Regions from separate parts of the Homo sapiens genome. Here region 1 is linked to region 2. The links are chromatin loops, found by intact Hi-C in ENCODE. Cell type or tissue: PC-9. All regions are shown on one strand. Links, peaks and the distances in the headings refer to the core of each region. The heading gives the core; the rest is flanking DNA.

Evidence for each region. A loop is a pair of places that touch in the nucleus more often than their neighbours do. Peaks named below come from ENCODE experiments on the same cell type or tissue, not always from the same donor. Only the 100,000 strongest peaks of a DNase experiment are listed, where the experiment ranks them.
Region 1: a loop joins it to region 2, with 5 times the contacts of the local background. A loop is called at or near these places in 4 of 110 quality-filtered maps.

The regions. Positions count from the first base shown.
Region 1 is chr17:72,271,041-72,275,434 of GRCh38, reverse strand. No RefSeq gene overlaps it. Among named protein-coding and RNA genes, the nearest start is that of LINC02003, 70 kb to the left of the region's middle. In PC-9, for the core only: no CTCF peak of the experiment used is centred there; a DNase peak (open chromatin) is centred at 1,944.
Region 2 is chr17:72,405,453-72,409,846 of GRCh38, reverse strand. The region is part of intron 3 of LINC00673 (long intergenic non-protein coding RNA 673); the gene reads left to right. Among named protein-coding and RNA genes, the nearest start is that of LINC02003, 65 kb to the right of the region's middle. In PC-9, for the core only: no CTCF peak of the experiment used is centred there; DNase peaks (open chromatin) are centred at 1,636, 2,236 and 3,176; H3K4me3 peaks cover 766 bases; H3K27ac peaks cover 4,000 bases.

The DNA of each region.
Region 1 (4,394 bases), core at 187-4,186, 130 kb after region 2:
TTTTCTCTTCCCCAGCTTTCATATGGCCTATCATGGGACTTTACCTTGTGATCATGTGGGCCAATTCTCCCTAATAAACTCCCTTTTATATAGACATAGATCCTATTAGTTCTGTCCCTCTGGAGAACCCTGACTAATACATTTGGTTTAAATCAACAAATGTTTATGGAGTACCTATCATGGGCCAAGTGCTGTACTTGTTTTTCCCTCAAGATTCTCAAGAAGTGACAGCAGCATCTGTCTTATCCCTGGTACTTAAATAAGACATCTCCCGTTGTCCTGGGAAGATCAAGCCATTGAGCATTTATGTGTCTCTGCCCTAGAGAGTTCCTAAGGCCAATCTTGAATTCTCCCCTCTCCTAGACTTTCAGAAGGATCAGTTTAGGAGGCAGGGCACTGCAGAGCTATAGGCCTCCTACCTGGACACCCTGTGTTGTCTGTTCAAGCAAGGAGGCTCCCCTCTAAGCCTGCAGGCTCCTTGCTGTCTGACCCCAGCCATCTACCCTTGCTTCAAATTACAAGTAGGACTAGAAGCCAAGAGCCAGCCCAATGCATCACGGTTCTCACTAAGGAGACAAACCAAGCTGCCAGCCAGCAGGGCTTGGCTACAAAAGCTCAGGATGCAGCAAGCTTATCCAGAGAAGGTGATTTTGTTTCTAAATGCAGCTTCTCTCTCTGCAGAACCTACACATTTCTTCCAATTGCTTTTCTGTTTAAAGATGAGCAGTCTTGTTGGGGGTGCCATCGGGCTGTGTGTGTGTGTGTGTGTGTGTGATGGGGCATGCAATTGCATAGTAATTTAACTGACTTCATTTAAGATAAGGGCATGCCATTGGTTCAGTCCCCGTTAGGTTCTAATTAACCTGGCTCTATTCTGGAGCCACAGAAGACACTGCTGATCCAAGAAGACGCTCTTACAAATGAACCTTCATGGTCCAAAATCTTCATGGTCCACGGGGAGGCAGGATGTATAAGAGGTGCATTTGCAACCTTTACTCAAAAAATACGTGAACAGCTTCCCTCCTCACCCTGCCCCCACCATCCTCCCACACAAAGGACACACACTCGGCTTATAATTTGGTTTGTCAGCTACTTGATAAAAATTCTAGTAATGGGCAGCGGAGTGACTCCTTGGAGAGGGCCCTGCTAGTTCTTAATCTCAGCAGAGGTGGATAGATCTGGGGACCTGGGAGAAGCTAGGCTCTTGGAGATGCAGCCTTTGCTATTGGTTATTTTGTTGATGTGGATATACTTTGGAATCCGGAAACTCTGAAAGGAAAGAGTTGTTGATTCCCTGATATTGCATTCATTCATTCATCACACATCCATTGAGCCCCTCCTGGTCGGGACAGGCACAGTGCTTCCCGTGAGAAGTATGTTAGTTTCATAGGCAACCCTGGGAGGGTCCACGGTCATTTCTGTAGAAAAGCCTTGGACTGGGAATCAAGAGACTGAATCTGTCCTGAGTCTTTTGCTCATTTGTTGGGTGACCTTGCGCAAGTCACTTCCCATCCCCGGGATTTCAGGTTCTCGCCTGAGCTTCCCTCCAGCTCTGACGCTCTGCATTTCAGCTTCATAAAGCAGGGAGGACCCAGAAGCATGTGCCCGGACAAGCCTCCCTCTTCCCTCTGCTCCTGGCTAACTCAGAGGGCCAGGCTGGGTGTGGCTAGCTCTTACTTTCCCCTCAGGCTTCTCCTCAAGGTTTTCCCTCTTCTTTATCCTCGCTCCCCACAAAAGTAAGGGAGAGATGAACAGAGGAATATGGATACAGAGAGAAGAATAACCAAAAACCAAAAAAAAATCCTCAAGATTTCCTGTAGCCAGCAAGGAATATCAGGTTTCAACCTGAACAAAAACGTGCTGTTGCACTGCCTGGCTATTGCCTGACTTTGGAACCCAAATGGGTGTTCTCTGTCAAGTCAGAGATTGTGGTTCAGAGTGAAGACTGACTTATATACACATTGCCATGGCAACGTTTAGGTAAACTGGCTCAGAGGCCTGAGGATGGATATTATGGGATCGCTTCCTTTCTTCTTTTTTTTTCTTTCCTCTCAACACTAGCCTAAGGTAAAGAACAGCTGAGCTGGGTTAAGTGATTCCTTTTTGGAGATTTCTTACCTTTGTACATATTTGGCTCTGAATTCATCAGTGAAAACTCAGGGAGGTGTCAGCTGAAGGCATGCTGGGGTCCTTGAGTTTTATTGATAACTACATGATGTCATTGATAATTCATGTTGAATGTGACTGATTATGTTGCTAAGGGGAGAAGGGAGCTACGTGTGTGTGTGTGTGTGTGTGTGTGTGTGTGTGTGTGTGTAAACTGGATGGGGGATGCTGGTTGTGACTTTAACTTGAATGTCTACCTTCTCCATTCAGATTTCATCTGCCCGTCCCAGATTCTCTTGATAATTGTCGTATCCAGTGACACCCAAGTTTTCTTTTGTTTGCTTGCCTGAATTTGAATCATTGTCTACCTAGTGCCTGATAGTCACACACCAAGTAGGGCCTTGAAAAACTAAAATAAGCTTCCTCCAGGGAGACCCAGAGCAGATGCAGAAGACATCCTTGCCTCTTATCTCCTCTGGGGGTTGATGCTGGAGACCTTCAAAAGCCTATATAGAGAGCAATGGAGGTCTTGGATTCTCCTGGCTATTTTATTGTATTGCTTTTCTAACTTGGACTTCTAGGCTGCACACTTGAGGCATCAAACTTACCTACATGCAGAAAGATTGGCCCAGTGAATACCCATACAGGGATTTCTGGAGCTCTCCTAAAGAAGGACAGGCAGCCTTTAAGCAGGATCAGAATCTCACTTGTCAGAGTTCTGTGAGCCACACCAAGATGGGAATTAGGAAGGGAATCCAGAAGGTAACGCTGGTGGAATCTGATGGAGTCAGTTCTCCACTAGTCAAGTTCTCCACTCTGCACTTCTTCACAGTCTCTCTGGACTAGTAATACGTTTGTGAAATATAAACTTTTTTTTTTTTTTTTTTTTCAGACAGGGTCTCGCTCTGTCACCTAGGCTGGAGTGCAGTGGCATGATCTTGGCTCACTGCAACTTCAACTTCCCAGGCTCAAGGGATCCTCCTACCTCAACCTCTTGAGTTCCTGGGACCACAGGCATGCACCACCATGCTCTGCTAATTTTTTGTATTTTTGGTAGAGATGGGGTTTTGCCATGTTGCCCAGGTTGGTCTAGAACTGAGCTCAAGAGATCTGCCTGCCTTGGCCTCCTGAAGTGCTAGGATTAGAGGCATGAGCCACCACGCCCGGCCTGAAATATAAACTTAATTCTCTTATTGAGTATAATCAAGACAGGGTATTCTTTTCCAAAGATAAAACGCCAGAAAAGTTACAACTTCTGTAGATGTGTGTCTTACATTTACAATAGACAGGTGCCAGAAATCCATGTGTATAGGAAAAGTTTGAAGTTGGTGAATTTTAATTATATTTGGTGAAATTGTCAAAGGAAATTCTTGATGATTTCTCTGTAAAGTGCTCTATTTCTTCAAATGTTTCTGTTACTGAGATTTTTCTGCCTTTGGTTGGCTTGGAATTGAGTGTCCCCATAGCTTAGAACAAACAAAAAGTGAACTGGGCCTAGGGAAAAATCTGAGTAAGCAAAAAAGATCTTTGGCCTCAATCTCTTCTTTTGAGATTTACTTAGCATATTTGGGATATGTGGATACCCTTTCTCCTGGTCTTTAAAATTGCTTAGGTCATATTTTTTCTTTAGAAATAAAATGCTTTTGTCAGGAATTCTTCATTTTTCTTTCTTTTTTTTTTTTTTGGAGACAGCATCTTGAGGGCAGTGCCACCATCGGAGCTCACTGCAGCCTTGAACTCCCAGGCTCAAGCAATCCTTCCCACCTCAGCCTCCTGAGTAGCTGAGACGACAGGAGTGCGCCACTATGCCTGACTATTTATTTATTTATTTTTATAGAGATGGAGTCTCACTATTTTGCCCAGGCTGTTCTTGAACTCCTGGGCTCAAGTGATCTTCCCACCTCGGCCTCCCAAAGTGCTGGGATTATAGGCATGAGCCACCACGCCTGGCCTATTTTTCATATTTTGGAAGCATCTATGGCGCAGAGACAGCTAAGAAACAAAGAGTTTCTATAATTACCTTTAAAAAGCATTTTGACCCCTATTTTTTGAGACACTCGACTTCTTTGCCAGCTCTGATAATAAACCCCGTTTTTGACATTCAGGGAGCAACTCAACAGGAAGAGGAAGCAGGAACTAACCAGAAGAAGACTGTGGGGATACTGAATGCAGAGGGAATAAATCCATTGTAGGTGGCCCAGGACCTTCTGACTCCAGGTTTGAGTCAACATGGAACTCCCAGGATGCTCCTCACTTAAGGAACTAGTGGCACTTGTTCTTTTGTGGGG
Region 2 (4,394 bases), core at 96-4,095:
TGGTCATATCTCACTTACAGGAAGGCTGGGAAATGTAGTCTTTTTACTCTGATCTGCAATGTGTGAACTCCAAATTAGAGTTCTGTTACTAAGAGGAAAAGGTAGAATAGATACGGGAGTGGCCAACTAACAGATTATGCTCATCTGTGCACACCTACTCTTTCCTAAGGGTTGTGGTGTATTTGGCATCTACCATGTGCCAGCTGCTTTTCATGTATTATCTCATTTAATCCTAAGAGCTTTGCAAGGTGGATAATAATATCTCTATTTTGCAATGATGAAACTGAGGCTTTCAGAGATGAAGCCACCTGCCCAAGTTATCAGTCAGCAAATGGTTTAATTTAACATTCCACTTCGAAGCCAGGGCCACTTCTTGCCTTAGATGCTCTCACAGACCTGCTCTTTTCTTGCTGAGGCTGCAGGGTGTTGGTTTGAGCTTTCCAAGCCAAATTCCAGCTCCCACCCCTTTTGCCCAGCTCCCCTTCACTGTTACCAATATCTCTCCTATGATACTCTCTTCAAAAGGCTCTCGGAAAATACACTGTATTGACAAGATTAGTTTCTTATTGCTGGTGTGATAAATGACCACAAACTCAGTGGTCAGAATTGAATTGGAGAACACCCAGCAGGTGTCCGCAGCTCCGTGTCGGGGGGATAATCCCCACAGATTTGGTCACCAACATCTTCTGTGTTGATTGTTGTGGGGTGAGAGCAGAGGAAGAGCATGGTTGGAGAGAGTTTTCCCTGCACAGTCACGATGAGGGCTCAGAGGGACTGACAAGGAAGAAGATGGTTCTCCAGCTTGAAGAACTCAGAGAAACACGTTTAGTGGTTTATTCTAAAGGCTGTTACGAAGGCTACAGGTGAAGAGATGCATAGGGTGAGGTGTGGGGGAAGGGCTGTGGAGCTTCTATGCCCTTCCTGGATGCTCCACCCTCTAGGAACCTCCATGTGCTCAGCTATCTGGAAGCTCCCCAGAGAACCCTGTCCTCTTGGGGTTTTATGGAAGCTTCATGACATCAGCATTCCTTCCCCAAGGGTATAGGGCGGGTCCTGCTCTGGGGAGGGTCTCAAGACCTATAGTCAGAAAGGTGGGGAAGATTAGTCCTGCCTTCGGGAAGGGTAGTGGCTTAAAACAACACAAATTCATTCTTTCACAGTTCTGGAGACCAGCTTCACTGAGCAAAAGTCCAGGCATCTGCGTGGCTTCCTTCTGGAAGTTCTGGGGGAGAATCTGTTTTCTTTGACCCCTTCCTTGAATCCTTCCAACCTCTTGCTTCCATTATCACACTGCCTACTACCTCTCTGGGATCAGATCTCCCTCTGCCTCTCTCTTATAAAGACACTTGTGATCACAGTTAGGGCCTACCTGGATAGTCCAGGCCAACTTCTCAAGATCCTTAATCACATCTGCACAGGCCTTTTTGCCATATGAGGTAGGATTCACAGCTTGCAGGGATCAGGGTGTGGATATCTTTGGGGGCTACTATTCAGCCCCCAACAGGAGCCCTCTTGCTACTGTTCTTCCATTTCTTGTCCCCATCTTTTTTTTCCAAACACAGAATGTACATAGATTTCACTTCTGTCTGGGGTTTTTTTAAAAAGGCCAGAAACATGGTCTACAGGGCAAGGCGATGTGTTGGGAGGGTTTGTCTAATCAACTCCCAGTGGCCATAGCAACAGACATGAAAATATTCAAGTGGAAAGGGACTGGGGGTGGAGGGGAGGGTATGGAAGGATCCTGCCCTAGAGGGGCCTGTGTCACCTCAGTCAGGTGACTTAACCTGTGGAGTGATGTACGATGGAGAAGCATAATCAGTAGCTATGGTAGTTCCGTAGCGAGCTTTGCAAAGCTTCCCTGTAATTCTAGGGGATCAGATCTCTAGATGCCTTCTAATTCCTGCTCCTCCTATGGTCTTTCTCTAGGCTAATAGAGGTGTGTCTTTAGTGGAATACAAATGCCATATCTAGAAGAGTTTGATTTGTGGGGAGGAGGGAGAGTTAGGATCTGCTTATGGCCTAACCTCATTTTCCTCCCTTGTGTGGATTCCCTCATCCCCCCACACATCCCTTGGCTGGGCCAGCCCTGCTGGGATGAGAGTCTGTGGTGTTGTATGTTTTGCTTTTTATTTTATTTTGCAAATGCCTCACAGCATTCCCCTCTGTGTTTAATGTCCCACTGCCAAGTGCATGCAGTTGCCCGGCAACAAGAAGGAAGTCCCTGGGTGATTCACCCGGCTGTTGCCAATTAATTTGCGAGCTGCATGCATCTCCCAGGGGAAAAGGGCTCTCTCCGAGACAGCTCAGAGGGCCACTAACCAGGTGGAGAAACGAAACCAGAGGAAGGTCAGCAAAACTTTGGGTTTGTGTGGGGTGTTTTCAGGTCCAAATGAAAGGGTGTGTCCAGAGGGCCCTGGCAACACCTGTGGCAAAGACTCCTGGCTTCCTTCTTGGCCACCAATCAGAGAGCTGCCTGGAGCACACAAGCACTTCTGTGTCTGCACATTGGTTGCCTTTTTGATTTTTCATCCTTTTATTTTTTAGTTGACTCTAAAATGCAGACTCTCCTGTCCCAGTTCATCTGCAGAGAAATGTCTTGAACCGTTTTTCTTCTTGTCAGTCCCTCTGGGCTCTCATTGTAACTGTGTAGGGAAAACTCTCTCCAACCGTGCTTTTCCTCTGCCCTCACACTACAACAGTCAACACGGAAGACATTGGTGACCGAATGTGTGCAGGTTTCTCCCTGACACCAATTCAACTCTGATACCATCTACCTGGAGATAGCATCAGATCCCATGGGTTGAGGACTCAGTACCCAAGACTGCCCCCTCCTCCCCAGACACCAGTGGCCAGTCCAGGCCTCTGGAACTTCTCACCGACCAGCTTTAAGTTGGGGTTCCCATGACTCCCCTCTTTGGGTTCAATTAATTTCCTGGAGCAGCTCACAGAACTCAGGGAAACACATTTAGTGGTTTATTCTAAAGGCTGTTACAAAGGATACAGGTGAAGAGATGCATAGGGTGAGGTGTGGGGGAAGGGGCACTGGGCTTCCCTGTCCTCCCTGGATGCTCCACCCTCCAGGAACTTCCATGTGCCCAGCTATCTGGAAGCTCCCTGAAGAACCCTGACTTCTTGGGGTTTCATGGAAGCTTCATGACGTCAGCATTCCTTCCCCAAGGTATAGGGCAGATTCCTCTCTGGGGAGGGTCTCATGAGTCAGAAAGGTGGGGAAGATTAGAGTCCTGTCTTGGAGCAGGTGTAAGGAGGGCAGGAGAGGGATTCTGTTTCCTGAGGCCCAACATTATAGCAAAAGACTGTAACAAGGGCTATGGGAGTTATGAGCTAGGAACTTAGGACGAAAACCTGTGTGTGTGTGTGTGTGTGTGTGTGTGTGTGTGTGTGTGTGTGTGTTTATCAAATAACACCACAGTGTCATTATCTCATCTCTGGCCACTGGTGCCCTTCTCTCTGGGTTTCCTGGCCACTGCACACATCCCCACCAAGGCCTCAGCTAGAGCCCTCATGAAGGAGAATTCCTTTGCACCAGGTTGAGTGGGGCCCCCAGGTCTTTTGAGGGACAGAAGGGGGCCTGTTGGTTTCCAAATGCCCCCAGAATCCATCGTGCATTTCCCTCAAGGCCTTGCTGTCCTCTGGCCCCATACTTGCCTAAGGAAACCTTTGATCCATGTTATGTCTCCATTATGGCCTGTGAGGGTGGGGTTTGCCTGTCTGGCTGATTCCTGTATCCACAGCATCTAATCCAATATGGTACTTGTGAATGCATGGATTTGTGGTTGCCCAGGTATTCCTTGTGGATTGATAGTGATTGCTAGAATCAGAGACCCAGAGGGCAGCCTCTTTCATAAGGCCTATGTTATCTGTATCTGTGAATAGGCCTGATATGGTTTGGCTTTGTATCCCCACCCAAATCTCATCTTGAATTGTAATCCCCATAATCCCCAGGCGTGGAGGGAGGAATCTGGTGGGAGGTGATTGGATCATGGGGGCGGGTTCCCCCATGCTGTTCTCATGATAGTGAGTGAGTTCTTACAAGATCTGATGATTTTACAAGTGTCTGGCATTTCCCCTGCTTGCTCTTCTCTCTCCTACCGCCATGTGAGAAAGGTCCTTGCCTCCTCTTTGCCTTCCGTCACGATTGTAAGTTTCCTGAGGCCTCCCCAGCCATGTGGAACTGAGAGTCAATTAAACCTCTCTCCTTTGCAAATTACCCAGTCTCAGGTATTTCTTTATATTGGTGTGAAAACAGACTAATACAAGGCCCCTGACTTGCACTGCTAAGACTCATCAGTTTTAAAATAGGGCACTCTCCTGAAGGCATTTGGTGCTATTCAATATATTTGTTACTCAGTAATGGAAGGTAATGTTGAGGGGTG